Regions from separate parts of the Mus musculus genome. Here region 1 is linked to region 2. A link is a loop called in an ENCODE intact Hi-C map of the cell type or tissue named here. Cell type or tissue: left cerebral cortex. All regions are shown on one strand. Links, peaks and the distances in the headings refer to the core of each region. The heading gives the core; the rest is flanking DNA. Region 1 holds the start of Tlcd3b (TLC domain containing 3B). Region 2 holds the start of Cdiptos (CDIP transferase, opposite strand).

Region 1 (16,190 bases), core at 5,320-13,319, 150 kb after region 2:
AGGAATAGTAGGAATAAGGGAGGCTAGAGAAAGGGAGTAAACTTCATTGTGGGCAGGAGGGAGGAGGATGGCCCAGCCCCAGGCCTTAGTTTCCCCACCCCCCCCTTCCTTTCCCCTTCTTTCTTCCTTTTCTCTTTTTTCCTTCTTCCTCCCTTTTGTCTCATTTTACTTTGTCTTGAGACAAAGTGTTGCTCTATAGCCCAAACCTTCAGTCCAAACCTTTCCCCCCCATCTCAGACATGGTGGGCTTCTGATGGGAGCTCAGCCAGCCCTGGGACAAAACAATCAGAGCTCTGGGTTTGCCTGGCCTCATTGGTGGGCATGATGGCCCTTGGGCTCTTGTCACAGACTCTGCTTTGGTTTTTAGCCCCCAGAAGAGATGGAACCCGGCCCTCGGTTTCAGGAGCCAGACCCCAGCAAGTTGTAAACAGGCTTTTCTTTGATTATCCAGACTCAGACCGAGCTAGCCTTCTTGCTGTGGCCCGGTTTATTGGAGAGAAGCCTATAACGTTCGTTAAGACAGGTATGAATCAGCTTGATAGAGGGGTCTTCCTCCTGGCGGGGTCTGGAAGGACGCTGTTGTTCATTGTCTGGCAGATTCCAGTCCTGGGCTCTTCCAGAACATCCTGGTGGGGACATTAGTGGTGGCCTTCTTCTTCCTGCTTTTCCAGTTCTGCTTGCATGTGTGAGTTGTGTCTCTGTGTCCTCGCCCTACCCCTTCCAGAGGACCCAAGTCTCCTATGTGTCCCTCCTCATCTGATCTCCATACTCCTCAGGAACTTCCAGAAAGGGGCCTAATGAGATATCCAGCCAGAGCCAGCTGAGGTGAGCAGGTGAGCCAGAGACGGAGCCCTGGACCCAGCTGTGAGCCACACACATCTACCCTGCCTTCTGTTGAGAAATAAAGGTGGTGCCTCCTTCCTCCTAGACTGCAGTAGCCCTCTATGTAGCCACCCATCCCCCACCTCCTCCTTCTCCCTGACTTCGAAGTGGCCATTCACACACCCCATTCCTCCCAGGCTGCAGGCGCGCGCACACACACACACACACATACACACACACACACACACACACACACACACACACACACTTTCCCCCTTCCTCCTCAGTAGTTATGTAGTGACCCCTCCTTCTTCCTCCCCACTTCCCAGCCCCCAAAACTGGACCAAAGGGTCTTGCTGGCGTTCAGGAAGATCGTCTTTATTAGCGGTCTGTAAAAGCACCTCCCGGGGTCTGTGGCCCCCAGACTGGAGGAAGCCGCGATTGGCCTGTAGCACCAGGGACAAGCCGGGGCCGAGGGCTAAATGTGCCCCTGACAGAAGGGACTGGCCTGGCGCCTGTCCCCAGGGCTGCTCAGCGCTGGAAAGGTTGTAGGGGAGCAACTGCCTTCCTCCCCTCACCCCAACAAATTAGTTTGATATGGGTGAATAAATAAAATGGTTCCTCGGACTGGTCTCCACAGGAAGGGGCTGTGGGGGTAACTGCCCTGTCAGGGCCCAGGTGGGGGGAGTTAGGATGTCTTCTCTCTCCCGGGTGATGGGGAGCAGAGAAGGATTTGCAGCAGCAGGGCTAGGATGTCCTTGGCAGCGGGGCCACCCTTATGTCCCTTGACTCCTTGGTCCAAGTGAGCCCCATCTCCTCCCTTCCCCTTTCATTTTGTTAACACAGAGGCAAGAAGGGGTTCGTTACCCCGGTCCCCTCTCTTCCTGCCTGCCAATCTGACCTCAGCTCCCGAGGGAATATAGCTTCTCCTTATTCTAAGTCCATCTGTCTTGGGGCTGTCAAGGAAAGGGACTTCTGGCTCTCGTCCCCCCCCCCCCAACTCACACACTGATTACCCCAATGCACTGTCTCCACAGGGGCTGGAGGGGGGGGAGGGTTTCCAGGGCCTAGCCTCAGTCCTGGGTCTGACAAGGAGAGGGTGGTGGGGAGCCTCGGGGTCGGAAGAGGCGGCAGGCCCCGCGGCAAATGAGGAAGAACCAGTAGAGCTGGGGTGCGAGGAGCAGTGCGGCGCCCAGGTTGACGTGGGCCGGGATGGCCATGGGCACTGAGAGCAGGGGCAGGCCAGCGTGGCGCCCGTAGGCCCAGTACAGGTAGGGGAAGAGCAGCACCCGGCAGCACAGGAAGCTGAGTAGCATCAGGGCTCCGTTCACCTTGTGCAGCAACGTGTGCTGCTGCTTGTACTGTGGACGAGAGCAAGGAGGTAGGGTCCGGAGAGCCGGGTTCCCTCCCCACCCACCCCTCTGCCTCTGGCTCCTCCCCACAGCCGCCCCCTGCACGGGACCAATGTTCTTGTTCTTATTCTTGCTTTTTTTAAGACAGAGTTTCACTATGTAGCTCAGGCTAGTCTCAAGCTCACGATCTTCCTGCCTCAGCCTCCCCAGTGCTAGTGTTAAAGGAACACACCACCACGCAGAAAGGCTGCAGGGTCTTTAAGGAATCCCTCAAAGTCCCCGGCCAGTGTCCACCCCCACATGCCCCTCAGATTTCACTCTCACCTGAATGAGGATCTTGCCCAGGCAGACGAAAGGAGTGCTGACCTCGGCCATCAACATGCAGCCTAGAAAGAAATCTCCCTTGCCTTGTCGCCACACCTAGGGGAAAAGGCAAAAAGCCTGAGGAGCCGCGCCTACCTGTATCTCTCCCCACAGAGATTCTCTGTGCTCTCTCGCTTGTGCCCCTCCCATCTCTCTGTGCACGTGTGCGTGTGTGTGTGTGTGTGTGTGTGTGCGTGCACGCGCACGCGCTCGTGCGTGTACATGCATATGAAGGCCAGAAGTCAGTTTCCTCAATTGCTCTCGATTTTATTTTTTTGAAGACTCATCTTCCACTGAACCTGTAACTCACTCATCTGGCTGCACTGGCTGGCCACCAAGCCCAGGGACGGGTCTGTTTTCACTACCCCAGACCTGGGATTTAAGCACACACTAGCTTTTCAAGACTCTGGTTCTTGTGTTTGCATAGCAACCACTGACTAAGACATCTCCATAGCCCTATTCCTCCCACCCCCCAATATTCCTTTTTGTTTGATTGTTTGTTTGTTTTCTTTCTCCTGTGTCAGGGTTTCTCTGTGTAGCCTTGGCTGTCCTAGAACTCACTCTGTAGACCAAGCTAGCCTCAAACTCAGAGATCCACCTGCTTCTGCCTCCTGAGTGCTAAGATTTAAAATGTGTGGTTTTTTGTTTTTTTGTTTTTTTCCTCCTTTGGACGAGAGTCTCATGTCCCCCATACTGGCCTCAAACCCACTATGTAACAAAGGATAACTTTAAACTTCATATCTTCTTGCTTACACTCTCAAGTGCTAGGATTATAAATGTGCTGGCTTTACAAAGTGCTAGAAATTAAACCCAGGTTTCACACATGCTAAAGAAACACTCTATCAGCTGAACTATATCCTCGGCCCAGACAGACACTTAGTCCTGGATTATAGACACTCAGTACACTCTTTTCTCCTGCCTACAACCCTGAGGACTAAGAAAGCATGCCTTACAGAGGAAGGATGGGTCTCACATACAGGTAGCCAATGCTCTAAGGTGCCCACTCTGACTTCTACCTCTTAAAGACTCTGGGAGGAATGCTGCACCAGAAGCCCCACCCCAAGTCCTGCCACCAGGGACGCCCACTCTGCTGTGCTGGCGTGCTGGGGCTTTTCATCCCCCACCCAAGTCTCCTGGCTCCAGAAGGAAGGACTCACCACTGAGAGTGGGAAGCACACCAGTACCATGGCCGCGTGGTGGAGCACCATGAGGAACTCCTTGTGCAGGTAGCCGCGTACCACAGCCCAGGTGCTGCCCAGGGCTCTGGGCGTCCCGTCTTCCCCTCCGTGCCCTTTAACCTGGTGCTTGTGCCAGTGGCAGAGGAACATGGCATAGATGTCATAGATGAAGTAGGGAACTGCAAACTGTGTATAGGCCGAGGACAGCCAGTGCCTGCAGGGAGGGGAGAGAGAAGCGGGTGGGCAGGGTCTCAGCAACCCCCAGGGCAGGATGCTCAATGGGGGCGAGTCAGGTCCATAAGGGCTCTCATAATAACTCTGAGTTTTGAGTTTCAGATGCCAGAACTGAGGGATGGTATATGAGAAACCGTCCAAGGTCAGACGGTCTCTCAGATGGACCTCACAATCCCCAGGGTGTCTGTCTTTCTCCCAGTGTCTCTGTCTCTCTCCTTCATCCACCCTTTTCCTCTGCAGTATCATGAGGAGAGGAGACCAGAACACTGCAGATCGAGGGTAAGGACAGAAATGAGCGGAGGCAAGATACAAAGACATCCCCAGTTAGGAACCAATGAGGAAGGCCCAACTCCTATAGCCACCCTGTGGCCCAGCACCAGATGACATAGCGGCTCTCACATACCAGGCACTACGCTGGCACTTAAATATTTACCCAGCAGCAGCTTGTTCACCTCTCACGAAACCCTGTGTTATGGAGAGGTTAAGTACTGTAGCCAAGAGATAACCACAGGAGTCCTTGCTCGGCCCCACTGTCTCGAGAAGGTCAGAGAGTTGGAGCCGGTCCCCAGGGCACCAGAGGGGCTGTCAGTGCAGCCTGCCTTTGCTCCAAGGTGGCAAGTCTATTGTTAGTTCAGGTATGGCCAGCAGTAAAGAGAAACTGCCGAGCAAAGATGCCAAGAACAGAGAGAGTTCTACAGACTTTGGAGTAAACAAATACGGGAAGCACACAGATACGCAACTCTGCGCTTTTTTTTTTTTTCTCTTGAGTCAGCACAGAAGCTTTCTCAAGTCCAGGAATCCTCAGTCAGGCCTGGGGTGGGGATGGGAGACAGAAAGGCCCAGAGGGAACAGAGCAAAGAGCTATCCAGCTAGCCACCATACACCAAGTGAATGCTGGTGAGAGGGTGTGGTGAGAACAGAGCCAGCAGTGGCTTACTCAGGTGGGCTGACCTGGAGCAGGGGACAGCCCTCTCTCAAAGGGACCCATACTGCAGTGTTGTAGAGGGATGTGACCAGGAGCCAGAGTCAGGTGGCAGGGAAGAAGCAGCTAGCTAGAGACAGCAGAAATACAGACAGGACCCAACCGTGCTCAGGGAAGGCTCAGAGCGTGCCTAGGGATGCGTTGAGGGATGGAAGCCATAGGACTCTGGGATGTGAAGAACTAGAAGGGACTCAGCCCTTGGTTGACAAGTGAGGGGTTAGATTCCATGCCTGCTCTCTCAGCAGTTAGGTGCTCAGAAGGAAGGACAGCTGTTGCCCCTGGATTAACCCTGATCCTCCCACCTACCTAAGGATTAAAGGTGGAACAAGGCCAAGAACGGACTTGAGGTTGGGAATGCAAGAGCCAAAAGGTGACCTCTAGCTAAGAATAGGTGAGAAGGAGGTGTCCGGCACCAAGCTTCTCTGGGACCCTTTAGCTGGGGAAGTGGTTGGGAGAGAGCAAGGGGAAGTCACATGGCAAAGGATCCTAAGAGGTGAGCCTCAATACGATGGAGCCAAGAATTGTTCTAGGCACTTAACACACTCAGCTCCTCCCTGCAGAGCTGTTCTGGGGAGGAGTGTGATCTCACTATAAGTCCTAGGAGGAGAGAATTCTCCCATAGGAAAAGAAGAGACAAACATACACCAGAAGGTGGATGGAGACCAGGGTCACCCAGATGATGTCCCCTGAGGCCCAAAGGACACTACAGAAGGGCATTAGAGCCAGAAGTCATGAGTTGAGGAAGGGCATCCTGGGCTCACAGCAAATTTGCCCACGGTGAGCAGGGGAAAAAAAAAAGTGCAGATCAGCACCACGGACAGGGCCCGTGTCCCCTTCACCCTCCTCGGAGCCACTGCTCAGGCCTGGGCCTTTTTGGCAGCACCAAATACTGCAGTAGCTGCTAGTGCCAATTTTTGGCCTCTTCACCCCCAACCCCCACGGCCTGACCCTCTGTGGCCTTGCTGTGTCATCCCTTTCTCTTCTGCCCTGGACCCGTGCTGAGGCTCGTCATGGATTCCAGAAGGAGTGGAGGGGTGAGCCGACATGGTGAGGAGACAGTAAGGGGCTGGATAGGAACAGAGTAGGAGCGATGCAAGAGTTGGAGAAGACATGGCTGGCGTTCAGAACCTAAGACAAGAGCCAGGAAGCTGACCAGGAACTGCTCTGAGGATTTCCTTTGATCTCCTACCCCTGCTTCCTTGCTCCTGACCTTTAAGACAGGACAGGATAAATTTATCCTTGGTATTGAGTTGCAGCAATCACATGAACTTTCTTGATCCCGAGTTTAGGGACCACTACAGATCTGGGGGATCCCAGGTCCCACATACAGACCGCTGGGACCTGGGCGGGGTGGTCCTGAGGCACTCACTGGTCATCTATGATGTGCTTGCAGGAAGTGGAGACTATGTAGCCAGCTGTGGAGGCCATGATGGCTTGGACAGAGGACACCAACCTAGGAAGACAGAGGAAGGAGTGACAATCAGGTGTGCGTCTCCCGTCTCTGTGTTGTGGAAACCCTACCCCTCAGGATTCCACATCAGCCTCCACCTAAGCCAGGCTTTCCCACCATCACTTTCAGCCAAGCTGCGCTTAGCTTCCATCCTCAGTTCCCGCCTCTCCCAGCCTTCTTCATTCCTAGTTTGTGCCAGTGGAATCATCTTCTTCCCAGGACACCAGGGAGGCGTCCTGAGGTGAGCCAGTGCCTAACAGTGAGCTCTCTCTCCCTGGGGAGGGAGGGAAGGGACCCATGAGGGCTAAGGGAGTCCCAGTTGTCCCTGCACCCAGACACCATGAGGCTCATACTTAGAGTCACTGGCCCCAGTGACCCCAGCCCCCCCCCCCCCCACACACACACTTTCCCACTATTTTCCTGATTCTTACCATGGCCCTCTTCCTGGCGGCCCTATTCTAGAGATATACAAGTTTCACTGTCTACTTTTCTACACCTTGACCCCCAAACACTAGCCCTGAAAAACACAGTCTTGCCCCTTGGCTTGCTCCTGGGTGTCTTGTGGGACTGTTTAGTCACATGCTGCCCTGCTTTAGAGGGAGGATAGGAAGGTGCTAAGGGAAGCAAGCTCAAGCTCAATAGTAGTCCAGATGGCTGGGTTTCAATGAGGTCCAAGGAGGGAAGGAAGCTTGGATGTAACCTACCCACCACTACTGAGCCCAGGGGCGTGCTGGGGTCCCTTCCCCATGAAGCCTGTTGGAGAGAGAGGGGCTGAACTCTCGGGGAAGGCATGCCATTTACCTGGCGGAGACAATGACTGCGTCGGCCTCCTCCCAGCGCAGCTGGGGCAGCCTCTGGAGCGTGTTCTTGGATAGGAGGAAGAGTCCGGGGAACACCACCCCCCCAGCCACCATTGGGGTAAGCATGGTGACTTGAACCCGGGCAGGGAGACCAGAGGGTCCAGAAGGGACAGGAAGGCCAAATTGAGGGAGGGAGTTGGAGGTGAAGAAGGGATTGCCAAGCCAGAAAGGGAGAGAGAAAGAGGGAGGGGGAGGCACAAAGGGGCCAGGGCGGGGACAGGATGGGACAAGAGGACCAGTTCAGGGCAAGGGAGAAAGGGACTTCAATGAGATTGGGGACACAGAAAGAAAGGGCTAGCTAGGTGGCGGGGGGGGGGGGGGGACGACAGAGCGCTGGTGAGAGGATGGGGAGAGACTACCAAGGGAGGACTTGATGAGAGGACCAAGAGGGAGAGGGGACAGGAGGAGGAAGATGCAGTGGGGGAGGGGAGGGAGAACCGCGGCAGGTGGGGGGGGGGCTTACGTGGAGAGGCTGGGAGGGCCCAAGGAGGCGGGGTGGGGGACGGTGGTGCCAGCCCTGAAAAAAGGGAGGGAGGAAAGGACGGAGCGGAGCGGAGCGGAGGCGCAGCTGGGCAAGCGGTCACCAGTCAACACCGCTCTCCCGCCACCACAGGCTACCACCTCCTCCTGCTGCTGCCGCTAGAGCCCCGCTGCCCTGTGCAGACACCGCACATGGCATTATAGAGTTGGTGCCCAGCCCCCTGCCCCCTCTGTGAGGAGGGGGAGGGGGAGGGGAAGCCACCAGCTTGGGGAGGGTGGGAGAGGGGGAGGGAAATGATGGCACCGACCAGACACCAAGAAACCGGACCTGCAGCAGCGTTGTCTCCCATGCAGCTCTGAGCCACAGCAGCGGCTGCGACAGAGATGGGGGGGGACAAGGAAAGAGGGAGGGGGAGGCCCTTAAAGAGACAGGAGCTGCAGTGCAGGGGGCTGCTGGGGACAAGGGCTTAGGGAAAGGATGGCTCTTCTCTTAAACCCCCCCCCCCCCCCGGACACCTCCACCTAGCAGGAGTACTGAGCCGCCTTTCCTGTCAGCACTTTAAAAATGTCTGGCATTTCCTTCTGCTGGTGCTTATAAACATAAATGGGTGTCCCTCAGTGGCCTGCAGGGATCTCAGCTTAGGGGTGCTCACTCCAGCCAAGAAGATTTCCTGAAGAAAGCAGCCTGAGTAGATGGTGTGTTCCCTGAAGGCACAGATAGGAACAAGCCATTTCACGGTGTCCTTCAGACCCACAGCCCCCTCCACCCCGCCCGTCCGCCTCTCCAGTCAGAGGGAGTGGAAACTACATCAGTCACCTCGCTTGCACTCCGACTCGCACCACAACGAGTCACTCCCTCAGGAGTGTGGCTCACTATTGTGACAGCCCAGGGGGAAATCTATGCTCCTATGCTCTTCAGAGGTCAGGGGATAGCCCTGAGGTGGGAGCCAAGGTTCCCCAAGATCAGAAAGTTAAGATGTGACAGGAACAGAGCTAAGTGGGAAGAGATGGCTGGCTGTCAGAGCCCTCCAGCATGGCTTTGATGGCTAGCACCAGGGCACTGGGAGACAGGAAGCAGTCATGTAGACCTGGTGGCACTCCAGGAGCAGGAGGATCACTCCTGGTAGCCAGCTTGGGCGACAGAGGAAGTGCTCGCCTGGGAGAGAGGGTTAGAAGGTGGGCTTGAAGAGCAGAGGGTGCTTGCTGCCTGGAAAACCCAGTGGAGTTATGGAAGCCGGGGCCCCTCCCTCAGGCCAATGGCCTCCTGGAGTCCCCTTTTCCTTGTTGCCTTGGTTCCCTGTCCTCGGCCACTCCTCAGAACAGTCCTGCTTACACAGAAGAGCCTGGTGGCTGGCTGACTCAACTTCCTCCTTTAATCCAAGGGGAAGAGCAGCCCCGTGCTTTGGCCAGGGTAATTTAGGCCTAGCACACAACTACTAATGCTCACTCTCACATGGCCTCTTAGAGCCTGGCCTTTCCCAAACCCATCTGTCCTTCAGACTTGTATATCATGGGGACTGACACCTCACTGTAGCTTGAGTTTCTCACTGACCCTGAGATGAGCCTACTTATCTACTGACAACTGACCTTTCCAGCCCACAGCCTACTCCCTCTGCGCCCTAGAGGAAGGGGCCAATTCGCTATTTTGTGCTGCCCTCTAGTGGCAGTCTGTGGGAGTGGCTGAGGGAAGTCTTGACACCCGCAGGAGTTGGGGCTACTATTAGAGACCTTCGTAGACCTGGAAACCACAGGGGAAGAGGTCCACTTTCCCAGGTCTTACTACAGACTGAGCATGGTTTATGTCAATGCTTCTTAAGTCTTCTAGGGGTTGAGGAAGGAGAAACCAAGGCTTAGAGGGTTTATTAAAGTGTCAAGATAACATAGCTATGTTCATTATTAGTAAAGTAGGATTTCAAGCTTATGTTTGCTTCACTTCAGGAAAATCCAAAGACAGTGGTGACAGGAGGCAGAGGAGGCAGAGCCCTGGGGTGCACAGGAGACAGAGGAGGCAGAGCCCTGGGGCTTCCAGGACAACCAGGTCTATACAGCAAAATCCCGGCAAAAATCCCAGGCTAGTCAGGAATACATAGGAGACCCTGTCAAAAAATAGATGCACTTAGCCTAGCTTGAGCTACTAGATGAAGGGACAGGCCTGAAATTCCAGCACTCAGAAGGCTGAGGCAGGAGGCTCACTAAGAGTAACGGGATAAAACAAAATACAAAACCTTTCAAAAGTTAGAAGATGTAACCTGGGCTACAGAGAGAGACCCTACCTAAAAAACAAAACAAAAAATAACACACACAAAAACAAAACAGCAAGGAACAAAAGCACCAAGGCTCTAAGCTGGGGCGGTGACATGGATCAGAACGTGTCTGTGAACACAGACGTGGTCAGGGGATCCAGAGCTGACTGTGGATAGCACAGGCTGCAGCAGAACAAGACAGGTTTCGGGTTTGTGCTTTTGATTTTCGTTTTTCTTTTCTGGGGATTTACAGAGTCTCCTCGGTAAATTCTGCCTTTGAGGGCTCAGGAGCTACCTAGCACATCAGGGGCTCGGGGCTCCATACCCAGCATTGAAAAGAAAGAAAAACAAAAACAAAAACAACCCTGAAGCACTGCTTTCTGCACACCCCAGTCCCAGCTCCACCCCGGCATTGTTCACCTTTATAGTAACAGCCCGAGGGCCCAACCTCTCCCACAAATACATTTTTTCCCCAGTATGATGTTGCCAGCAGAAGATAGTATCTCCTTAAATTCTCGTCTGAGTTGTCGGTTAAAAAGCAACCACTTAGCCGGGCGTGGTGGAGCACACCTTTAATCCCAGCACTTGGGAGGCAGAGGCAGGCGGATTTCTGAGTTCAAGGCCAGCCTGGTCTACAAAGTGAGTTCCAGGACAGCCAGGGTTACAGAAAAACCCTGTCTCAAAAAACCAAAAACCAAAAACTAAACCAAATAACAACAACAACAACCAAAAAACCACTTTCAGGCCAGTGGGAGGACTCAGCACGTTAAAGGCGCCTGTTGCCAATCTGAGTTCAATCCCTTGAACACGTGGAAGAGAACCATCCACAAGTGTCCTCTGACCTCCACATGTGAGCCGCGCCATGTGCACCCCCTCCGAATAAATGTTAAGAATTCTAAGCCGGGCAGTGGTGGCACACGCCTTTAATCCCAGCACTTGGGAGGCAGAGGCAGGTGGATTTCTGAGTTCAAGGCCAGCCTGGTGTACAGAGTGAGTTCCAGGACAGCTAGGACTGCACAGAGAAACCCTGTCTCAAAAAACCAAAAAAAAAAAAAAAATCTAAAAAAGTAAATAAAGGTTCAATTGTCAGCACAAACATCCCTGCCCAAGGCCAGGTTGGATCATAAAGTAAAGCTCTATCTCTGGGGAAAGCCTGAGATGCAGCTGGGTGGGAGAGCGCCTGCCTGGCTTACAGGCCCTGGCTTGGATTCACATGCTCTCTCTGTGATGCCTGGCTGGAGCCAAACCCCTTCTGCTTCCCCAGGGATCGCCATGCACCTCCTAAGGGTGTCCACAGCCCTTAGACACATGATTCTCACATGTCCCCATTTCCAAATGAGGGACCTGAACTTCAGTGACTTCACCTTTGCAAAAGACTCAGCTACCAGGGCCCCACCCACACTGTCCTGCATCCTGAGTCCACTCCAGCTGCTCTTTAGACTCACCACCAGCTCTGGCCCCACCTTCCCATCTTACTTGGATGCCACCAAGACAGCCTCTTGCCTCTCCATCCGTAAGCTGGTTCGATTCTGCAGCCCCCAGCGTAATACCACAAAGCACAGTGGGAAGAAGACACACCCCAGCAGGAAGAGCAGGGCCATGCCTGTCTGCAGAAGAGAAAGAGGGCCATGAAAACAGTGCTCTTCAGACCCCCACCCGCACCCCAGTCACTGCAAAGACACAAAGGCCCACGAGCCCCACTCCTCATAGTCACTGTAAGTCACCAGGCATGCCTGCGGTCTAATCTCTCTTGGATCCTTGGTGTACTTTTTGTTTGGTCTAAGACAAGGTCTTGCCATGTGTCTGCCAGGCTGGCTTTGAACTCCTGACCATCCATCTCAGCTACCTAAGGTCTAAGGGTGCAGACCTGTGTGCCATGCCTAACTGATTTACTTTCACGTTTATCCGAGATAAGCGGACATACCATTTGTGTGTTGTTTCCTTTGAGTTAGGGTTTTATGTACCTCAGGCTAACCCTGAAATGTCTACATGACCCAAGCTGCTCTTGAACTCCTTGTGTCCCACGTCTACCTCCTCGAGGCTGGGGTTGCAGATGTATAGCCACACACCCTATCACTTTGTTTTAGACCCAGGTCAGATTATTTCAGTTTTCCCTATAGCCCCTGGAGCTGGTCCATATTTCCAAAACATAATATTTTAGTGTTTTATGGTGGCACAGAACAGCAATCCCAGAACTCTGGAGGCTGAGGAAGAAAGGTCACAAGTTGGAGACCATCATGGTCTATATAGCAAGACCCTGTCTTAAAATTAACAAAAGAGAAGGCTGGAAAGATTGCTCAGTGATCAAGAGTACTGAGGGCTCTTGCAGAGGGTCTGGGTTTGATTCCCAGCACCCATATAGTGGCTCACAACCATCTGTAACTCCAGTTCCAAGGGATCTGGCGTCCTCTTCTGGCTTCTTTGGGTATTGCATGTACTTACCAGCAAAACACTCAAATAAAATAACTTTTTTTTTTTTTTTTTTTTGGAGACAGGGTCTCTGTGAAGCCTGGCTCTCCTGAAATTTGTAATTTGTTTTGTGAACCAGGCTGGCCTTGAAATTACAGAGATCTGCCTGCCTCTGACTCCTACATATGGGATCAAAGGTGTACACCACCACAACTGGCTAATAAATCTGAGCTGGAGCTCAGGGGTTAGGAGGCCCTGGGTTCAATCTTTAAGACAGAGAGAGAGAGGGGAGACAGAAATAGACACGGGGTGGGGGAGGAGGACAGAGACAGAGAGAGAGAGAGAAAGAGAAAAAGAAGAAGAAGAGGAGGAGGAGGGAGGGGAGGAGAGGAGGAGGAGGGAGGAGAGGGGAGGGAAGGAGAGGGGAGGGGAGGGGAGGGGAGAAGAGAAGAGAAGAGAAGAGAAGAGAAGAGAAGAGAAGAGAAGAGAAGAGAAGAGAAGAGAAGAGAAGAGAAGAGAGAGAGAAGAGAGAAGAGCAAAGCTCCGAGACCAAATTCCTCTCTCCTGTCACACTCCTGATGTATGTTCGTTGCTACTCCACCTGACCACAGTCCCTGCAGATACACACCCAGTTCTGTGTCGTCTCTTAGACTTGTCACAGGCCTCACCTCTCTGGGACAAAGGTGGGAGGGCAGGGGAGAGGTTGATGTTTCTCCTCAGCAACCAAACTTGCAAAAGATGAAGGGAGGGGGTGTTCAAATTGTCAAAATACTTGAAATTTTAAAACAACATTAAAAGGAATTGTAAAAGACTATTATCCCATAAAAATAAAAAAGAAAGCAGAAACCCCGGAATGCATACTCCACCCCCCCCCCCCCCGACAGGGTTTTTCTGTATCACCCTGGCTGTCCTGGAACTCACTCTGTATTCCAGGCTGGCCTCGAACTCAGAAAATCGCCTGCCTCTGCCTCCCGAGTGCTGGGATTAAAGGCGTGCGACACCATGCCCGGCAGAATACACACTCTTATATATTATTTTTTGCTCGGAAAAGCCTCTCCTCCCATCCACTCAAAGGAGAGAGAGAGTCGGAGTTCCAGGAGCAGAGGAAGAAGATGGAGCCTGCCATTTTGCATCCTTTAAGTGGCTTCCGTTCTACCATAGAAGGAAGGTGTTAAAACTGCTCCCTCCATAGGGGCTTGGACAGGCCGGACTCTCAGCCTCCCATTGGCCAATCTCCTGACACATGACACATGTCCAATCATTTGTTTGTATTCTTGTGGAAAGACATTCTGGTGCCTTTAGGTAGAACGGACCACCCAGAATTCATTGATTCGATGGACAGCTACATTTCAGGGGTGAGGCTGGGACTGTGGCTCAGTGGTAGAGCCTGTCCTAGCATTCATAAGGCCCCGTGTTCTCTCCTCAGCACCTGCCCGGAGCTGCAGAACTTGAGAACTGAAGCAACAGATCACAAAGTCTGGGCTAGCCTGTGCTACACAGAAACCCTACTTCAAAAAACCACAAACCAAACCAAACCAAACCAATGGCCGTGGGAGGGTAGGCCAATGACCAGCCTGCAACGTGGCTTCATCACCATAAATCCAAGCAAATAATTGGGAGTAAAGCCCAGTAGAGCGTGTGGCTTCAGGAAAGGAACAAAAACGTGACCCAGAGAGCATTCTGAAGCTCGGGATGCGCACCCATGCTTACCTGCGTGGAGGATTAGATGTGTCTAAGCATTTTCTTTGTGGTTTTGATTTTTTGAGTCTGGATCTCACTATGTAGCTCTGGCTGGCCTGGAACTCTCAGAGATCCACCTCTGCCTCCCAAGTGCTGGGGTTAAAGGTGAGTTACATTTGTTGGTTGTTATGTTATGCAGATGTAGAAGACAAAACCCTATAGGAACTGAAAAGAGTTTTGATGGTTTGCTGTTTTTATTATTGTTTACTCCTGGTGATTGAGACCATGACAGGCGTCTCCATGCCCTACGACAGCTGTTTTCTTTGGACATGTAGCTTACCCTGAAGTGTGTGGCCAGGAGCTGGGAAGGGTAAGATCCGATTGTCACTGGAACCTTCTGTATGCTTTCATTGCCTGGGTCCTGTCACCAGCCAGGTCCACAGCTACACAGCTTTGTCTGAGATAGAAAAGATGGCAACACAATAATAGCTCACTACAATTTCAGGGAGCCACAGAAATACGTTTATGACGTAGTGCCCGTGTGCTGGATCCACCACTGAATTACCCCCAGCCCAGTTAACTTTCTCCCAGTACTGACTGTCCCTTCCATGCAGTGTCCTGGGATTTTTCCTACATCCCCTGCCAAATGTAGTTCGGGTGATTTCGCAACCTACCAGTGGGTAACGACCCACTTAGGAAAATCTGGGCTTATTGCAATCAACTTTTTTTCATAACTACATCCCTAAGGAAGCTTTCGTTACTTTCTCCAAATCACTGCCTATAAGGAAATTTTTAATAATACATATAAATACTGTAGTTCCATTTGTGTGTATGTGTGAGTGCGTCAAACACATTTTTAAATAGGTCTTTAAATGAAAAAAAAAAAAAAAACAAAACAAAACAAAAAAGTTTTTCACCGAGTGTGGTGGTTCACCACTGTAATCTGGAACTGTCAGAAGATGGAGACGGGAGGACTGAGAGGTTCGCGCTAGCCTAGGCTACATGGTGAGAACTTGTTTCAGAAACACAAAGGCCTGTAAGGTGGCTCAGTGGGTAAACTGTTCTTGCTGTGAGAGCCTAGTGACCTCGTCTGGTCCTCAGAACCCGTGTAAAATAGATGAAAAGAAGCGACTCCACAAGGTTGCCTCTGATGCCCCTGCAGCCCGAGAGCTCCACTCCATAATAATGAAGAATAAATTCTAAAAAGTAGACAGAGAGGGAGGGGGAGGGGAGAAGGGGACTCGTAGCAGAGGGTGGATGTAGTCAAAGGTCAGGATAACTGGTGTGAAGATCTCCTTGGAATCCATCGTTGCCTACAGTGAGCACATGCCAATAAAAACAATGTATTTTCACAGGGTCAGTGCTGCCCATTAGAAATACACAGGACAGCACCGTGACACTCAGGATCTGAGTCATACATGGTCTGCCAGCCAATCAGACAGAATCGGTTATAGCCCCAGTTCAGGGAAGGTTAAGGGAAGAGGATTGTCATAACTTTCAGGTTATTGTTTAAGACATAGTGAGTCCGGGTCAATCGGCTACAGAGTGAGACTCTGTCCTCCTATAACATTAACAGATGATAGATAGATAGATAGATAGATAGATAGATAGATAGATAGATAGATAGATAGATAGATAGATAACAGTATGAGCCAGGCATGATAACACAGACCCTTGGGATGCCCTCACAAGTGGTTGTAACAGTATGTTGCTGCTGGGAATTGAACCTCCCATTTTATTCTTTTGAGACAAAGTTTCAAGTGTTTCAGACTGGCCTTGAACTTGCTATTCAGTAAATTCCAGATCTCTTATGTGTGCCAACAGGTCTGTTCTTACAGCTGGAATTTGAGCCTCGTGATGTGAATTCCAGAGTACAATCTTGTAACCTCCAAATGGAAAACTGTAATGCTGTTGAAAACGACAGGGCTGGAGAGAAGCTTTGTAGTTAAAGCACTGGCTACTCTTCCAGAGGACAAGGGTTCAATTCCCAGCACCCACATGGCAGCTCACAACCATCTAGAACTCCAGTTCTAGGAGCTCCCATCCCCTTTCTGGATTCCATGGGGTCCGGGCACCAAGCAGGACTCATACATGTGAACAGAATACCCATATCATAAAAGTAAAATGACTAAAATGA
Region 2 (16,190 bases), core at 5,218-13,217:
AAACAAAATTTCAAAAGGCAACAACTATGGCCAGGTTGTAAGGATATAAGCACAACACTGGGGAGCTAGGGACAGATCTCGGGGCTTGCTGGCCAGCTGGCCTAGCCAAAAACTGTGGCTGTAGACTCAATGAGAGGCCTTGCCTCTAGGGAATAGGGTGGGAAGTACTAGGGCAGGACACCAGAGTCTTCGTCTGTCCCAAGAGTTCCCCGACTCCTATACCATTCCTGACTTTACCTTTCTCTTGTTCTTCACAGCCAGATCTCTCCAGAGTCCTCTGCAGTCTTAGCTCCCATTGCTCACACCTCGTTGGCTTTTCAGACCGTCATAGTATGTCTCCCTGCCTATTCAGTTGAGCCTGCTCCTGTCTGGCCTTGCCTGTCATTTGACAGGTCACCTCTTTCCACACTGGGCTCCCATGACCACACACTCTAGTTTTCTTTTTGCCTCACCATTGACCAGTGATGTCTCTCCTACATAGCTCTCAGGGCAGCGTCCCCTTACCCCCCACCCACACCCCCTTTTCTCCTACCTACATTCTCAGCCAGTACCACTGGCTTCAGACTCCACCTCTCTAGCCTTACTGCCTCAGCGGATCCCTGGGTTCTCTTCCAGATTTGTTATAGCCAATGAAATGCTGGGGACTTAACGTAACCACTAAACTCTCTTCTCTCTTTCCATATAAAAGTATGACCAGTAATATCCCACACACAAGTTACTCCACCAGCCTGCATCCTAGATGGAAAATGGCAGAGGTAAACCAGGATAAACCACAGGTAAACCATGACAGACAGACAGTAGCGGAGAGGAATGTGTGCCATGCAAGACGGGTGCTGGGTGTTCTGACAGCTTCACGAGCCTGACCCGAGTACTGTGTGTACTCCATAGGGTTTACAGTCCCAGGCGGTAGGGAAATCACTCTAAACTGTATGCAGCAAAGACTGGTCCAGCCTCATCTATAGTTTGTTGCAGGACAGGACAGCCACAGCCACACAGGAAAGTTCTATTTTGGCTTTTTGAGACAGGGTCTCTTTATGTAGTTCTGGATGTCCTGAAGTTCACTATGTAGAGAACGTTGGCCTTAAACTCAGAGATCTGCTGGCCTCTACCTCCCAATCTCTAGGACTAAAGACATGCACCACCACGCCAGGTTGAAATCCTTTTATTTATGTACATCCCTGTGCAGGCGCCGAGGAACAACCTGGATTCCTTCCAGTTGGAGTTACTGGTGGTTGTGAGCTGCCAGGACTGAAACTCTGATCCTCTGTAAGAACAGCAAGGGCTTCTAGCAGCTGAGCTAGCCCTCCCACACCCAGGGTCACTTTTAACTGCAGCATGAAACAGAGGAGATTAGAGAGCGCCCAAAGGGACAGTCAGCTGGGGATGTCCATCTCCCGCCCTTCCCAAGACATGGATGAACTGCTGCCGTGTCTTGCATTTTACCAGAATGAACATAGCTGATTTCTAGGAAATTATTACAACCATCCTTCTGTACCTGTGGGGGATGGGTTTGAGGGCACACCCCCAAAATGGAACCCAAGATCTGTCCAGGACCAAATTCCAGACTTCCTCCTGCCTCCAGGTCAAAGGCCCGTGGGTGCTAGGCTGTAAAGGCATGTCTTGCACCCTGCAGGCTCTTCCAGGAGTGGAGTCCAACCACCAAATGGTGGACCAAAGGTCCCACGCTGACTTGAAACTCAACCTCAAGGGACACAGAGGCCCTTCTGTGCACATGCCTCTCATGCAGGGTTACCCTTTCAGGCTTCAGGCCCTCCCTCAGGTGCAACATTCTCCAAAGCATCCACTCTCTCCTTCCCCATCCCCCCTGTGAAGATCATACATAGCTAGCTGCACTCCTTTATAGGGATGCTGCTGGTATCACCATAAATGATCACAGCCAGGGCCCTAGAGTCGGTCAGGACTGTGAGAGCAAGGACAGCAGAGGACACCTTGGCTTGAACGCTCAGAAGATCCATTTGGTGGGAGTGATGGCTACTTCCAGAAAAGCCCTTAGGGCCTCCTCACCCACCCTCCCACCTCCACAGGGACAGACCAGGCAGGGGGTCGCCATCAGAAATGAGATCAGTTTTGTGTGGGTCACATACAAATACCTCAGGCCTCCTACATGTATTCTGCACATGCCTCCCCAAACAGGAGGAAGAAGAGTTGCCAGCAGTATCTTTAGGTCATGGCAGGACCTAGTTACATTAGGAATAGAGGGCACTTCATGTTCTAGAAATTTACTGACATGAAACAGCAAAGAGGATGGACTTTGGAGCCAAACTGGCTTCCTCTAATTATTTGCCTCCAGACAAGCACAGCAATAGACAGTCATCTGACAGAGGAACATGCCCAGGAGATAAGATAATGTTCTTTGATAAGAAGCACTTTTAGCCGGGCGTGGTAGCACACGCCTTTAATCCCAGCACTCGGGAGGCAGAAGCAGGCAGATTTCTAAATTAGAGGCCAGCCTGGTCTACAAAGTGAGTTCCAGGATAGCCAGGGCTACACAGAGAAACCCTATCTTGAAACCCACCCCCACCCCCCAAAAAAAGAAGCACTTTTAAGCGATAGCCATAAGGAAATAGAGGTCTAAAGCCCTACTGAGCTCCTTAGGCTGCCCAGCTGGCTGCTGGTACCTCAGCTTTCACCAGCTCCTACACCCCAGCACTTAGTGTTCCAGACACATGGATCAAGATCTATTTCAATCTCTCGTAATTGCCTGGGTGCTCTCTGGACCCCTGCCTCTGTGGGCTGTTTGTTCTGCCAAGAGCAGTAACTTCCCTCCCTGTCCTCACCAGCTATCTTCTTAAAATATCAGCACCTCATCCTACTGGGTGCAGTGGCACACACCCAGCATTCAAAGATCTGAGGCAGGAAGGTCTTGAGTTTGAGGCCAGCCTGGGCTATATAGTAAGATCCTATCTCCCCAAAGCCCAACATTGCACCTGAATGCCAGCTTTCCCAAACACAAGTTGTGTGAAACAGCCAAGTCATTATGAGGATGGAACAAATCCTGTCTGCCAACAACGCCAACAATGGGGGTCTAGCGCTGCAGCCCAATGCACTTCAAAATGAAGGAGCGCTGAGTTTGCTGGCACCTACTGTAGTCTTAGCACAAGGGAGCCGGAAGCAGGAAGATCAGTTCATGGTCATCCTCTGCTCCCTAGAGCGGTTGAGACAGCCCGGGTCTCAAAAGCCAGAATAAAGAAAGCTTGTGCAAGCTGGTGCTGACGCACACCTTTAATCCCAGAAAAAGAAAGCTGGTGCAAGGTAGTGACCTGTCCCCATGGTCCCATGGTCGGCTCATTTGAGCCTAGAAAGAGTAATATAGGAATGCTGTCTCAAAACCAAACCAAACCAAACCAAACCAAAACCAAAACCAAAACCAAAATTCATATGGTGGCATATCCCAGCACTCAGGAGGCAGAAGCACACCACTTTGGGACTCAAGGCCAGTGTGGGTGGTGATACCATCTCAAAAATAAATAAAAATAAAAAGCCTTGGGGCTAGAGTTGGCTAAGTAGTTAAAAGCACTTGGTTCTTTCACAGGACGCGGTATAGTTCCCAGCACCCACATGGCGGGTCTCAACTGTCTATAACTCTAGTTCCAGGGGATCCAATACTTTTACAGGGACATGCAAGCAAAACACCAATGTACTAAAATAATAAATCATTTTTTAAAAAGCAATGAAAAGTCCAAAAAAAAAAAAAAAACCTTTCAGTTGGTATACAGTGTACACTAACCCTTAAGTCAGTACACAGTGTACACTAACCCTTAAGTTGGTATGGTGGTAGACTGTGAAAAAGGCCAAAGTAGGACCAGGAGTTCCAGGAAGCAAGGTGTGTGGTGTGCGGGGTGTGTGTGCATGTGTGCGTCCAAGCATGCATGTGTGTGTGGATGTGTGTGTGGCTACAGGGTATAGCAGGGTCAGGTTGACCAAGACACAGACACAGACACAGACACAGACACACACACACACACACACACACACACACACACACACACACACACACACTACACACTCTCAGCCTAAGGACCATGCTCTGAGAAAACCATCCATCTTCCCATGAATATTTATTAAGCAGCTACCACATGCCAGGCTAGTTTTCACTCTAGGCAGAGACAAGAAAGACATAAGTCTGCTCTCATGAAGCTCACATTCTCATGAGGGTAGAAAATATCAAGGTTACAATCAAAAGTGGCCAGCTAGGGACATAAAGCAGGTGGGCAGAGACAATGCCTGTGAACCTGAGGAGCCACAAAGCCTCTCGAGATCACTGGAACGACAGGGAGGAGCCAGCCACCTTTGGGAAAGCATCCAGGTGGATTCTAATCCAGCTCCCATGGACCCTGGGCCATCATCTAAGAGTGTCTCAAAGTAAACACATCCAAAAAGACTGAAGGGGCCCCCCTTTATTGTGGAGGTTTCCAGAGCAGGACAGGAGAGAGGAGCTGGCCTCAGGGAAGGATCTAGCTGGCCCCTTCCCTCCCCAGCCTGGTACCCCAGGTCCAATGACATCAGTCTGACTCCTTTGCCCTCACATGTCCCCAAAGTCTCACTCCAGACCCCAGGACTGAGGCAGCAGGATGTGTGGCAACACCCAGTCTTCAGTCAGGCCTCCCGGAGCACCAGCTGGATGGGCAGGGCCTCCTGAGCACCCTTCCTGCTTGGCAGTGCCAGGTCCTTGGGGTCACAGGTTGGGTCTAATCATCAGGATTAAAGAGATAGTGACAACACCAAACAGAAGGTGACCCCTAATCCCAGCAGGTTAGAGAACACATGAGAAAGACATGACACTGGGACCTCTTAGGAGGAGAGGAGTCACGTGGTACAGTAGATACCCAGGGCAGGTGGACAGCTGGGGATGGGAGAGGATCATTTCTTCTTGGCGCGGTCTGCTGCATCCAGGGCAGCCATGTTTCTTGCAGCCGTGATGAGGTGGATGACACTAATGACGGACTTGAGCAGCGCGATGGGAGCTGTGACCCAGAGGCCCATCCGGAAAAGGCCCACAGAGCCGACTACAGGGAGGCAGGAAGAAAGATGGAAAGCAGGGGATGGAGGGGTGTGAGAGGGAGGCCTCTCTCTCCCCCAGGGCAGGGCAGGGCAGGGCAGGGCAGGGCGGAACCCCACCCCCACCCCCACTTCTTACCTAGTGGTCCCTCGGAGAAATTGAAGAGATACAGGAGGCAGTAGAAGAGTTCATTTCCAGCACACAGGGTGAACAGAGCAGGCTGCACACAATATAAGGCTGCCTAAGACGTAGGGCCATGTCCCTACTGTAACCCACAGGGACTTCTGCCAGACAGGAGAGCGCCTCACAGCCAGCTGCACACTGCACTATACTGCATATTTCTTTGGTCTCTCTCTGACTCCACCCACCCCCTTCGCCCTCTCTCTCTTGGGGCTTCACTGTCACTGCTGCCATGATGATGTCCCACCAATTATCCTCCATGGACCACTCCTGCTCAGATGGCTGTATAGCATCTCTCCTGGCCAGGGTTCAGCCTCAGACTTCCTGTTTTCAGATCAAGTTGAGGAGGGGCAGGAAGTGCTTACCCTAGAGGTATAGTAGATCCGAAGCACAGGGTTCCCAGACAGGTCGATCATCTTGTGACTCTCACTGCCTCGCACCACAGAACTTGGGGAGAAAAGCATGGGACTTCATGAGCGTTCACTGAGCGGAGGAACTGGTGTGAAGCTGAAAATTATATCTTGTGCAAAATCATACAGTTCCCTAGGTGAGGCAGAGCCAGGACTGAATGCCCTATACAAAGCACCCATACGTCTTCCCCCATTTGGAACCCTAAATTATTCAGCCAGGCCCATGCTAGAAATTGCTCACACCACCTATAAAAATGACAAGCCCACTCAGAGACACAGGGATTACCCAGGGGCTTAAGGACAGCGGCATGCAGGGATATGCCTATAACTTCAGGAGTCAGGAGGCTGACGTAGGAAGACTGTCATGAATTTGAGGCCTACATGAGCACATACTAAATTCTAAGCAAGCCTTGGTCTACTGTCTCAAGGAGAGAGGAAAAAGAAACCACCCACAAGCCTGAAGCCATCCCAGTCCCCGCCCCACTGTAATGCCTTCCACTCACCAGCACCCCAAGCATCAATCAAAGCAAACAAACCTGTGCAGATGCAGCCAGTGACTGGCCACGTCCAAGCTCATGCTGAGCTGGAAGAGAAGGGTGGCTCGTGGGTAGAGCAGGGCCAGGTTGACCAAGAGACACATGGTGGCGCAACGGTCCGTCAGCATGTCGAGCATGGCCCCAAACCGGGTTCCTGAAAAATGATGACTACTAAGTGGAAAGGGACTGTTTGGCATAGTGGACCTGTGACAGGTACCCGCTCTGGCCTATCACTCCAGGCTGACAATAAAAGGAGTTTGAAAGTGCCTACCATCTACTGCCAGAGAAGGAAAGATGGTGAGGCCAGAAGGGCATGGGTTATGAGGACAAGAAATGAGAAGGCATGGGGCTATGGCAAGAAAGAGGTATTGGAATGGGGAAACTCTATCTTCAACTCCTCTAACCCAAAACCAGGCCCCAAAGAAAGGCAAGCAGACCCAAAGTCTCAGAGGCAATTTTAGAAGTGGGTCTGGGGAACTCGATTACAAAATTAAGTCAGAGCTCCAAACATCATCTGCTTTCCTCCCACCGGGCACCAACCTCTCTTCCAGAATCCCGAATGTTTGTGCCTAGCAACTACCTAGTAAACACCTGTTGAATGGAACTTTGTTATTTACTTACATTTTTAAAAGTTTATTTATCTTCTATGGTCTCAGTGTCTATCAGCGTATATATATATATATACACACACACACACACACACATATATATATATAGCCTGAAGAGGACATTGATTCCTTGGAACTGGTGGTTGTAAGCCATCATGTTGGTTCTGGGAATCAAATCTAGGTCCTCTAGAAGAACAGTAAGCATTCTTTCGGTTTTGTTGTTGTTGTTTGTTTTGTTTGCTTTGTTTGTTTGTTTTTGAGACAGGGTTTCTCTGTATAGCCCTGGCTGTCCTGGAACTCACTTTGTAGACCAGGCTGGCCTCAAACTCAGAAATCTGCCTGCCTCTGCCTCCCAAGTGCTGGGATTAAAGGCGTGCGCCACCACCGCCAGGCAGCAGTAAGCAGTCTTAACCTCTGAGAACAAACTTAGCCTTCAGCCCCAATCACTTATTTTTGCAGGATTTTACTGTGTAGTCCTGGCTCACGTGGTACTCAATATGACTTCTGACTTGGAGCAATCTACCTACCTTATCAGTGCTGGCATTACAAGCATGAGCCATTATGCCACACCCGAATGGAATTCCATGCTCACAGCTATGCAGGGTCTAGGTCTTCCACACCCATCCCAAACAGAGATCAATCATCAAGAGCAAGCTTATATCCTAGGCAGCTCTCAACGAGGTTCTGAGAAAGCAGGGAAAGGACAGAGGATGTTGGGACCCCAGTTAGTGCTGGTGGTGGTAAAGTTCTGTCACCTTGATTAAGGGCTCGAGCTGCGTGTCCATCGAAAGCGTCTAGGAGTCCGCTGAGTAGATAGAAGGAGGAGGCCGTGAAGGGGCAGCAGGGCATAAAGTAGAAGGAAATGATGGCGAAGACAATCCGGGCATAACCTTGGGATGGGATGGGAGAGGTACAGGGTGTGATTGGGGAGCCAGCTTAGGGTTTCTCGCGCCCCTCCCCACCCCCACCCCGCTGGTTTTGGGGCCGCAGGCAGCACTCACCGATAAGGTTAGGCACGAACAGGAAGATATTTTCCTCTGGCATCTTGGCGGCTCCCCTTGTCGTCTCGGCCCAGGTCTGGAGGGGCAAGGTCTTGGTACCAGCCTTACCAGCGTGGTCTCACCTTTCAGCTCCGGGCATCAGCCGCTCCACCTGAGCCCTGGGCCCAGTTCCCCCGGGCAATCCCAGCTGTTAGAGCCCGCAGGGCGCCGGGGTGCGGGACACCCCTGGGCACAGCTCACGCACACCTGGCCTTCCGATGGGCAGGAGCTGACGTCTCCAGCAGCGGGCTCCGCAGCTCCGCTGCGCCTGGCTTCTGGAGCCTACTCTTCTGTCCGGGACGTTAAGAACATCGGAAGAAGGAGAGAGCGGCTTTTAAATATAAATAAATTAATTAAATAAATAATGGCTGAGGTCCCTTTAAGGCCGGCCTGCTTCCTTTTCCTGCCGGGGCCCCTAGGCTTCGGCTCGTACCAACGCACAGGGGAGGGGAGAGACTCGAGAGCCAGCCGCAAAGGAAGAAACTGGAAAGGGAGCAGCAGAAGAGACCTGAGAGGGAATCTGCATTTTGCATTTCACAGAGGGCGTAAACTCCTGGAGGCAACCGTAAGGCGTAGAGATTACTCCGTCCCGAGTCTGCGCCTCCCCAAGAGATTGGGTGACTTAGTACAGCCCACATCGCTTCCCCGCCCGCGACGCTTGCGATCCTCGTCGCTCTCCGGGACCCAGGCTGGGAAGAGGTGGCTAGAGAGGCTCCGAGCATGCCTGCCGCTTGCTTCTAGCGCCGCCCTGGTGGTGGGAGGATTAGAGCCCAAGTTCCACCCTAACGCCTTTCCATCTCCTAAATGCCTTGATATAACTCTGGGGTCACCGCCTCCAAGAAGGAATCAGGAGAGCCAGTATGGCACACTAGGACATTGTCCTTAGTTCTAGAACCTCTAGTCTCCTAGCAACGGAACCATAGAACTTCCGTAAACATTTAGGTCTTTATAGCAATCCGGAGCAGCACTTCCCTGGCTCTCCCTCTTCCCAACCTTCTTTCCCGGACTCCCAATCCCCTGAGGCCCATCATAGGGTCCCCTTAGAACTTTCCGTCCCCCCTCCTGCCGAGTACCCTAAGATTTCAACCAATTAGCCGGGTCGGGGACTGCATGTTGGCTGTCTTGCCTAAGGAAGTGCCTTGGCAGAAAAGGAGGAAGAAGGGCTCTGGAGGGAATAGGGAAGGGAGTTGTTCTGAGAGCCCCTCCCTTCAACTTAGTAGGCAAAACAACCAATTTTTTCAAGGACAGAACTGAGTCAGTAGGATGTTTGAGCTATAGTTATGGACTAAATAAATCTGGGGCCCCGGGAGTGGAGTGAGGCGGAATCTGAGGGGGTGTGGGTTGGCTTCTCAGTCTAACAAAAACTTCGTTTCCAGGAGGATGGCATCCACATCTGCCAGGAGTGGGGACAAAAAGGACATCAGGTCATCTCAAGCTGCCGCCTCCTTAGGTGGAGGGCAGGTAAACGACAATGGAAAAGTGAAGGAGATGGGAAGAGCCAGGCAGGGAGCCCTGTCTGAGCCATGAGCCTTGAGCCTTAGCCTTGAGCCTTAACCCTAAGGCCCCACAGACAGCTTTCCAGGTCTAGGGCCTTCTAATACCAGTTTCCCAAGCCAGAGCCTGCAGCCTGGAAGACACCAGACCAATGGGAATTTGCAGACTGAATTCTAACTTCCTTTTCAGAAATTATCCTGCTCTGAAGAATTCCTGACCCGAATCAGCACAGAACTTACAGACGAAGCACTGTTTATTGCTCGCTCCCGTTTGAGTCCTCTGCCCAATAAGGAAAAGAACACAAAAGACCAAGGGACTCAGATATCTAGACATGGTGAACGCTCTCCTTCTTCATCTAGAGACCAGTCCCTGACTCACTCCCAACCATAGCTGCTCTCCCCAGGAATCTTCTGCCTCCTTGCCCATCCTAGGCACAGTGCCCCTTAACTTCTAACTCATTCATTGTCACTACCCAGGAACCCCCTTGTCCCTACCTGCTCTAGCCACAACTCTTCTAAACATGGGGAAAGTTGTTCCTTTAACTGGGGCCTCTAATTCCAGTGTTCTTCACTAAGACCCGAGGCACTGACACCCGGTGAGTGAGGCTCTGTCCTTCTCCCAGGAGCCTGTGGGGAGAGAGCAAGGGTTGACAGCATCCCAGCAGGGTAGGGGGAAGTTTTCAACCATGAAGTTCTATTCTATTCCCTCCTGATGCTCCAGTTCCTGATTCTCAGCCTATTCTGTTGTCTTCTGTCATCTCCAGCTCTGACAAAAATCGAACCCGAACCAAGGCACACCTTCTGCCATCTCCTCGTGAAAAGGTTTGTATGAGGTTATTCAATTCCAACATTTCCAGCTTCCCCTGTGTGCCGTTCCATGTGTTAGGAGTTAGATGATTGGGGGGACAGAATGCACGGTAGAGACTCAGCCCTATAAGAATTCAGGGGGTTGTTTGTTTGTTTGTTTTTGTTTGTTTGAGGTAGTGTCTCCCTATGTAGCATGGTTGCCCTGGAATTTGCCATGTAGACCAGCCTGGCCTTGACATCACAAAGATAAACCTGCCTCTGCCTCCCCAGTACTAGGATTAAAGGTGCTCACCACCATGTCCAGCAGAATTCAGTTTAGAATGAGACCAGGACAAATTAATGGTCAGTGACAACACAATATGGAATGGTGCCTACCTAAGAAGAGAAAACAATAAGACTATTTTTACCCCATCCTCATCTGGGCTAGGAAGGAAAGGCATCATAGAGCTTCCTGAAGAAGGAAACACCTAAAGAAAAAAATTTTCTAGGGAAACAGCTCTAAGTATTCTAAGCAGTAGGGATTGTATGGGCCAAGGTACAGAGGTATGTTAGTCAGGGAGGTTGTGAGTAGCTGGTATGCTCTAGGACCTGCCAGGCATGGTGGCATATGCCTTTAAGCTCAGCATTCTGGAGACAGAGCTGGGTGTACAAGTTTGAGGTCAACTTGATCTGGAGAGTGAGTTCCAGGACAGCCAAGGCTACACAGAGAAACCCTGTCTCAAACAGAAATTTAGAAAGTATATATACATAATAAAAGAGGCTGGAGAGATATGGCTCAGCAGTTTAGAGCATTTGTTGGTTTTCCTGAGGACCCAGATTCGATTCCTAGCACCCACAGGTAATGGCTCACAATGGTCAATCCATAACTCCAGTTCCAGGGGCATCAGATACCCTCTTCTGGTCTCCACAGGCCCCAGGCACACAAGTGGTACACAGACCTATAACACCAATACACATAAATTTAAAAATATACAAAAAGCGTGATGTGGCAGTACATGCCTTTAATTTCAGCTTCAGGAGGTAGAGACAGGTTGACCTCTGTGAGTTCCAGGCCAGCCTGGTTTACAGAGGGAGTTTTAACTCAGCTAGAGCTATCTATATACTACCCTATAGGTAGACAAGTAAATAAATATTTAAAATAAAAAGCAAACAAACATTAGATAGGAAGGGATGAGTGAACTGAAGGAGTAGTTGGCAGATGGGAACATGATGAGTGGATATGTTAGCTCAGCATGTGCTAATCACTTGCTGTATGCACTGTCCTGGAGTGCAGCTCTGAGCAAAGTAAAGCCCCAGCTCTCAAGTGTAAGTGGGAGATGAGAGATGATTGGGAGGGAAGATGGATGAGTAACGAGTGGGTGATGAGGGAGGTGGACAGAGTTGAAGGCTGGGAAAGGAGGGTGTAGGTGGCTGTGTGCATGGAGAAATGGGTTATGTGGATAGGTGGAGCATGGGGTCTATGCTCAAGGGTGGTGTGTGGCTTGGATGGCCAGGCGAAAGATGGAAGGAAATGACAGGAGCCCTAAGTGTAGAGAGTCACCAGCTCTTCTTTTCTTCCAGGGACCACTCCCCAACAGCCTGACAACTGGAGGATGAGCTCGGCCCTCCCTAGTACTGCTCTCTCAGCTTCTTGCCTTCCCCCACTATGTCCCTCAGTGAAAACCTCAAGGCCTCTCTTTTGCAACTGGCTAAGCCTCTCATCTTGGGAGGAACTCCTGGTCATAAGCAATGCCACCTTTGAAACCAAGAAAATCTTCTGGAACTGTCGCGGGGCCCTCCACCCTCCGTGGGCAAATGCTACTGAGAAGAAAAGGTTTTAATAAAGAACCAGGATCCTCCCTTCCCCGAGATGGTGGCAGTGTTCTGGAGGAGCTCCTGGCAGGGGATGCCTTTCTTCTACAGGGAGACAGTGCATGTCAGCATTTCTCTAAAATCCAGTTGTCAGACACCTGCTAGAGCCAAACCCACTGCCTGGTACCATTTAACTAGCCCTTGCATCCAGGAGGCCACTCTTGATGGTCAGGAGAGCCTTTGCCTTGGGTTCTCAGGACCCTGGGCCTCTGCTTCTCCCTCTGAGCTTGTGGGGTCGCATGGTTAAGAGAGCGTGTTGACCTGTTACCAGACAGAAGGTGATGCAGGAAGCCCTGAGGGGTTTGTATTTGCGGCCCTTGTGGCTCCTCGTTTGTTCCTCTGAGGAAGTCCATTCACCTCTTTCAGCCTTACTTTCCTTAACTGAACACAGAGTAGCCGGGCAGTGGTGGCGCGCACACCCTTGATCTCAGCACTAGGGAGGCAGAAGCAGGTAGATCTCTGTGAGTTCAAGGTCAACTTGGTCTATAGAATGAGTTCTAGGACAGCTAGAGCTACACAGAGAAACCCTGTCTCAAAAAACCCAAACAAACAACCCCAAAACTGTAAGTAATAAATTATCCCAGGTTCCCAAGTTCCTTACAAGGATTAAAAAAACAACGGAAGGTGGGTTATCCCTCTTAATTCTGAATAATCTCAGCACTCAGTAGGCAGAGGCAGGAAGATTGCTTCCAATTCATAGTATCAAGCCAGTGTGGACTACACAGTGATGTCCTGTCTCAAAAACAGAAGACAAAACAAAAACAGAAACAAAACAACTAGAATCCTACCCACTCAACAGGCTCCTGCTGGATCCCAGGAGGATCTGGGGTTCAAGACCAACCTGGACACATAAGGCCCCATCTCAAAAACAAAAGTATTCAATACAAAAGCTGTCTCAAATTTACTTAAGCTGTAATCAAGGCCATTTTGAACGAGTCCCCCTAAAATTCACCCCCTTTTAAATATTTAAGCATCGTTTCAAACATCCTGTAGACATGCAGGTGGAGTACATGATTTCAAGTTAGTAAAATTCAGCTCATTTGATTTAAAAAACTAAATAGGCTAGACAGTGGGCGGGATTCTAAGCCACACAACCTACTTATACATGTCATCCTGCGTTCAATTCTCAGTTCCAAAAGGAGGCTCTGATCTGCTTATAATATAGATCGAATATTATGGGGGAGGGGCATTCTTGGTAGACACGTAACAGCAGTATGATTGACATGGCAGGAAGCTAGGCATGGTGGCATACACCTATATTCTCAGCACTTAAGAGGCTGGGCAGGAGTTCAAATTCCAGGCCAGCCTGGAGAATAGCATGCTGATGCACACCTTTAATCCCACCTCTTGAGAGGCAGAGGCAGGCAGATCTCCATGAGTTCAAGGCAAGTGGTGTGTGTGGTCTATAGAGCAAGTTCCAGGACAGCCAAAGCTACGGAGTGGAACCCTGCTTCCTGGGCTAGAGCACTAAGAGAGGTGATAAATAAGCCACAGAGAATCAGCAGGAGAGAGGACAGCAGGAGAGAGGACACAATGCACAAAAATTTGCAAACATTTTCAAAAGGGAAACCGCTCGTGAGACGAATGGAAGGCTCAGTGCTCCCTGGGTCTGTGAAAGGGTTTGGCTCTTCTAGCTGGAGGAACCTAACAAGAACTTGTGGAGAGGTTGGTTGTGCCAGCTAGCCCTCTACAGGGGTGGAGCCTCAAGCCAAGTTTTTTGTTGTGAGACAGGGTCACTCTGTGGTCCTTGATGTTCTGGAACTCGCTGTGTAGGACCAGGCTGCCCTCAAAATTTGCCTGATTTTACCTCCCAAGAGCTAGGACTAAAGGTATGCACCATCATACTGAGTACAGACTTTTGGACTCCAGGCCAACACCTGGGACATTGTCCCAAATTGGATTTCCATTTCTCTCCAAAGAGCTTCCATTGCTCCAAACCCACTCTCCAGAGGGCTCCCCACCACCGGCCCCAACACTTTGAGACCCATTTTTCCAGACTCACCAGCTCAGTTACAAGTGGTGACTTTCTGTTTATTGCTCAAAAACAAGAACTCAGAAGCAAATAAAGGTGGAGAGAGTGGGCAGGGAGACACAGGGAAGGGATGGGTTCAGGCCCACCTCTCCCTTCATCCTTCTCACCCTCCAAGGCCCAGCAGCAGTCAGGCATCTGGGGGTAGGGAGCCTTCATGGCCATGGGGATAGCAGAGCTGGGGGACAGTTCTTGTGTAGGGCCCTGGCCTGGAGGAGCCCCAAGAGTTGTAAGGGGCTGAGTTCCCTTCCCTGGGTCCAGAAATCAGTAGAATAGGGGGTGGAAGACCCCTTGTTTGGCAACTAAGCAGAGGCGGCTTTGGGCGGCACGATGCTGGTTTATTTACTGTAGGGTCTCCAGGGCCATCAAAGCCCCCTCATGGGATGGGGAGACTATTTACACAGCAGGGGGGAGGAGAGCCAGAGACCAGGTCCTATGCTCCTCACTGCCCAGAACAAGGAGAGAACCAGAGGTCCTGGGTCCTGCAGACTTGTAGACTTGAGGCTCAGATGGAAACTTCATACTCCCTCGTATCCTGAGGAGATAAACTAGAGTCAGTTGGGGGTGAAGAAGCATCCACAAGAAGCGGGAAGACATATCAGTCCTAAGTCTGGTGGTGCCAACCTGTAATCCCAACTACCAGGGAGGTAGAGGCAGGAAGCTCACAATTCAAAGCTGGCCTGGGGGGTATAAGAGTAGCTCAAGGCTAGACTAGAAAATTTAAACCTTGTCTTAAAGAGGACTAGAGAGCCAGGCATGATTATACACACACCTCTAATCCCAGCACTTGGAGGCAGAGGCAGGTGGGTCTGTGAATTTGAGGCCAGCCTGATTTAAATAGAGTTCCAGACCTGCCAGAGCTATAGAGAGACTCTTGTCTCAAAATACAAAAGAGAATGAGACATTGAAATTGTTGTTTGACTTTACATAAGGCACTAAGTTCAGTCTCTAGTACCACACACACTCTCCAATAGATCTTCATATTATTTTGGGACATGGTGTCTCTATGTAGCCCTGTCTGTCCTGGAACTCCCTAGGCAGACCAGGCTGGCCTCAAACTTAGAGATCTTCCTGTCTCTGCTTTTGCCTCTGCCTCTGAAGTGCTGGAATTAAAATTGTGAGCTACTACATCCAGCAAGACCTTTGTATTTAAATTAATATAGAGGATCTGGACAGAGCTTAGCAGTCCTGGCTGCTTTTCCAGAGGACTTCAGTTACATTCCCAGCACTCACAAGGCAGCTCACAACCATCTCTAACTCCTGTTCCAGGGGATCTGATGCCCCCATCTGGCATCTGAGGGCAGATGGTGTACTGACATATAGTCAGGCAAATACCCATACACATAAAACAATTTTAAAATTTTTAGAAATTGTTTTTTAGTAATTGTTTTTAGTAAAGATTCTCAAACAGGTGTGGTAGTGCACACTTTAAACCCCAACATGCAGGAGGCAGAGGCAGGCGTATCACTGAGAGTCCCAGGCCAGCCTGGTCTACAGAGTAAGTTCCAGTGCAGCAGGGCTACACAGAGAAACCCTGTCTCAAAACACACACAAACAAACAATGCATAGTGAAACCCCGTTTCAAACAAACAAACAAAACAATATATAGTGAGACCTTGTCTTAAAAACAAACCAACAAACAACAACAAAAAAAAACAAAGCAAGCAAGCTTCCTGGATATAATCTAGCATATATATATATAAATGCTAGATATCTTCAGACACTCCAGAAAAGAGCATTGAACTCAGGACCTCTGGAAGAGCAGTCAGTGCTCTTAACCACTGAATCATCTCTCCAGCCCTATACTAGAGTATCTTAAGATGACAAAGAGCCGGGCGTGGTGGTGCACGCCTAAAATCCCTGCACTTGGTAGGCAGAGGCAGGCAGATTTCTGAGTTCAAGGCCAGCCTGGTCTACAAAGTGAGTTCCAGGACAGCCAGGGCTATACAGAGAAACCCTGTCTCAAAAAAAAAAGCAACAACAACAACAAACAAAACAAAAACAACAACAACAACAACAACAAAAAGATGACAGAGATATGAATTTCTGAAATGTCTTGGACAGTTGGAAGATCTGGAGGTTGAGCCTAAGCACCCACTATGGATTGGAGCTGGGTCCTGTAGACAGGCTCTGGTTCCCTAGGTTGCTACAGTCCCTATTATTCCCTATTGTTTACACAGAGCTTGCTTTGTTATTGTCATAGCTTTTGTGGGCAA

The links. A loop is a pair of places that touch in the nucleus more often than their neighbours do. Peaks named below come from ENCODE experiments on the same cell type or tissue, not always from the same donor. Only the 100,000 strongest peaks of a DNase experiment are listed, where the experiment ranks them.
Region 1: a loop joins it to region 2, with 3 times the contacts of the local background. A loop is called at or near these places in 17 of 42 quality-filtered maps.

What each region holds. Positions count from the first base shown.
Region 1 is chr7:126,815,205-126,831,394 of GRCm38, reverse strand. Tlcd3b (TLC domain containing 3B) reads right to left here and starts at 8,092. Exons shown (of 5, transcript NM_029978.1): 1 at 7,183-8,092; 2 at 6,301-6,384; 3 at 3,695-3,929; 4 at 2,499-2,594; 5 at 1,176-2,183. The coding sequence starts at 7,307. The coding sequence ends at 1,896. It overlaps 4930451I11Rik (RIKEN cDNA 4930451I11 gene), which reads left to right. Exons shown (of 4, transcript NM_183131.3): 2 at 368-523; 3 at 598-685; 4 at 777-921. The coding sequence ends at 798. In left cerebral cortex, for the core only: CTCF peaks have their summits at 9,389 (motif pointing left) and 12,369 (motif pointing left); DNase peaks (open chromatin) are centred at 7,817, 8,046, 8,399 and 9,364; H3K4me3 peaks cover 2,276 bases; H3K27ac peaks cover 2,365 bases.
Region 2 is chr7:126,968,372-126,984,561 of GRCm38, reverse strand. Cdiptos (CDIP transferase, opposite strand) reads left to right here and starts at 8,716. Exons shown (of 6, transcript NM_001362232.1): 1 at 8,716-8,736; 2 at 9,171-9,255; 3 at 9,478-9,622; 4 at 9,850-9,883; 5 at 10,052-10,109; 6 at 11,655-11,942. The coding sequence starts at 9,175. The coding sequence ends at 11,690. It overlaps Cdipt (CDP-diacylglycerol--inositol 3-phosphatidyltransferase (phosphatidylinositol synthase)), which reads right to left and starts at 8,104. Exons shown (of 6, transcript NM_026638.4): 1 at 7,756-8,104; 2 at 7,510-7,644; 3 at 6,147-6,300; 4 at 5,566-5,647; 5 at 5,159-5,240; 6 at 4,063-5,027. The coding sequence starts at 7,798. The coding sequence ends at 4,882. Sez6l2 (seizure related 6 homolog like 2) reads right to left here. Exons shown (of 18, transcript NM_144926.5): 18 at 13,956-14,509. The coding sequence ends at 14,480. In left cerebral cortex, for the core only: a CTCF peak has its summit at 8,544; DNase peaks (open chromatin) are centred at 7,584, 8,395 and 8,908; H3K4me3 peaks cover 1,904 bases; H3K27ac peaks cover 2,192 bases.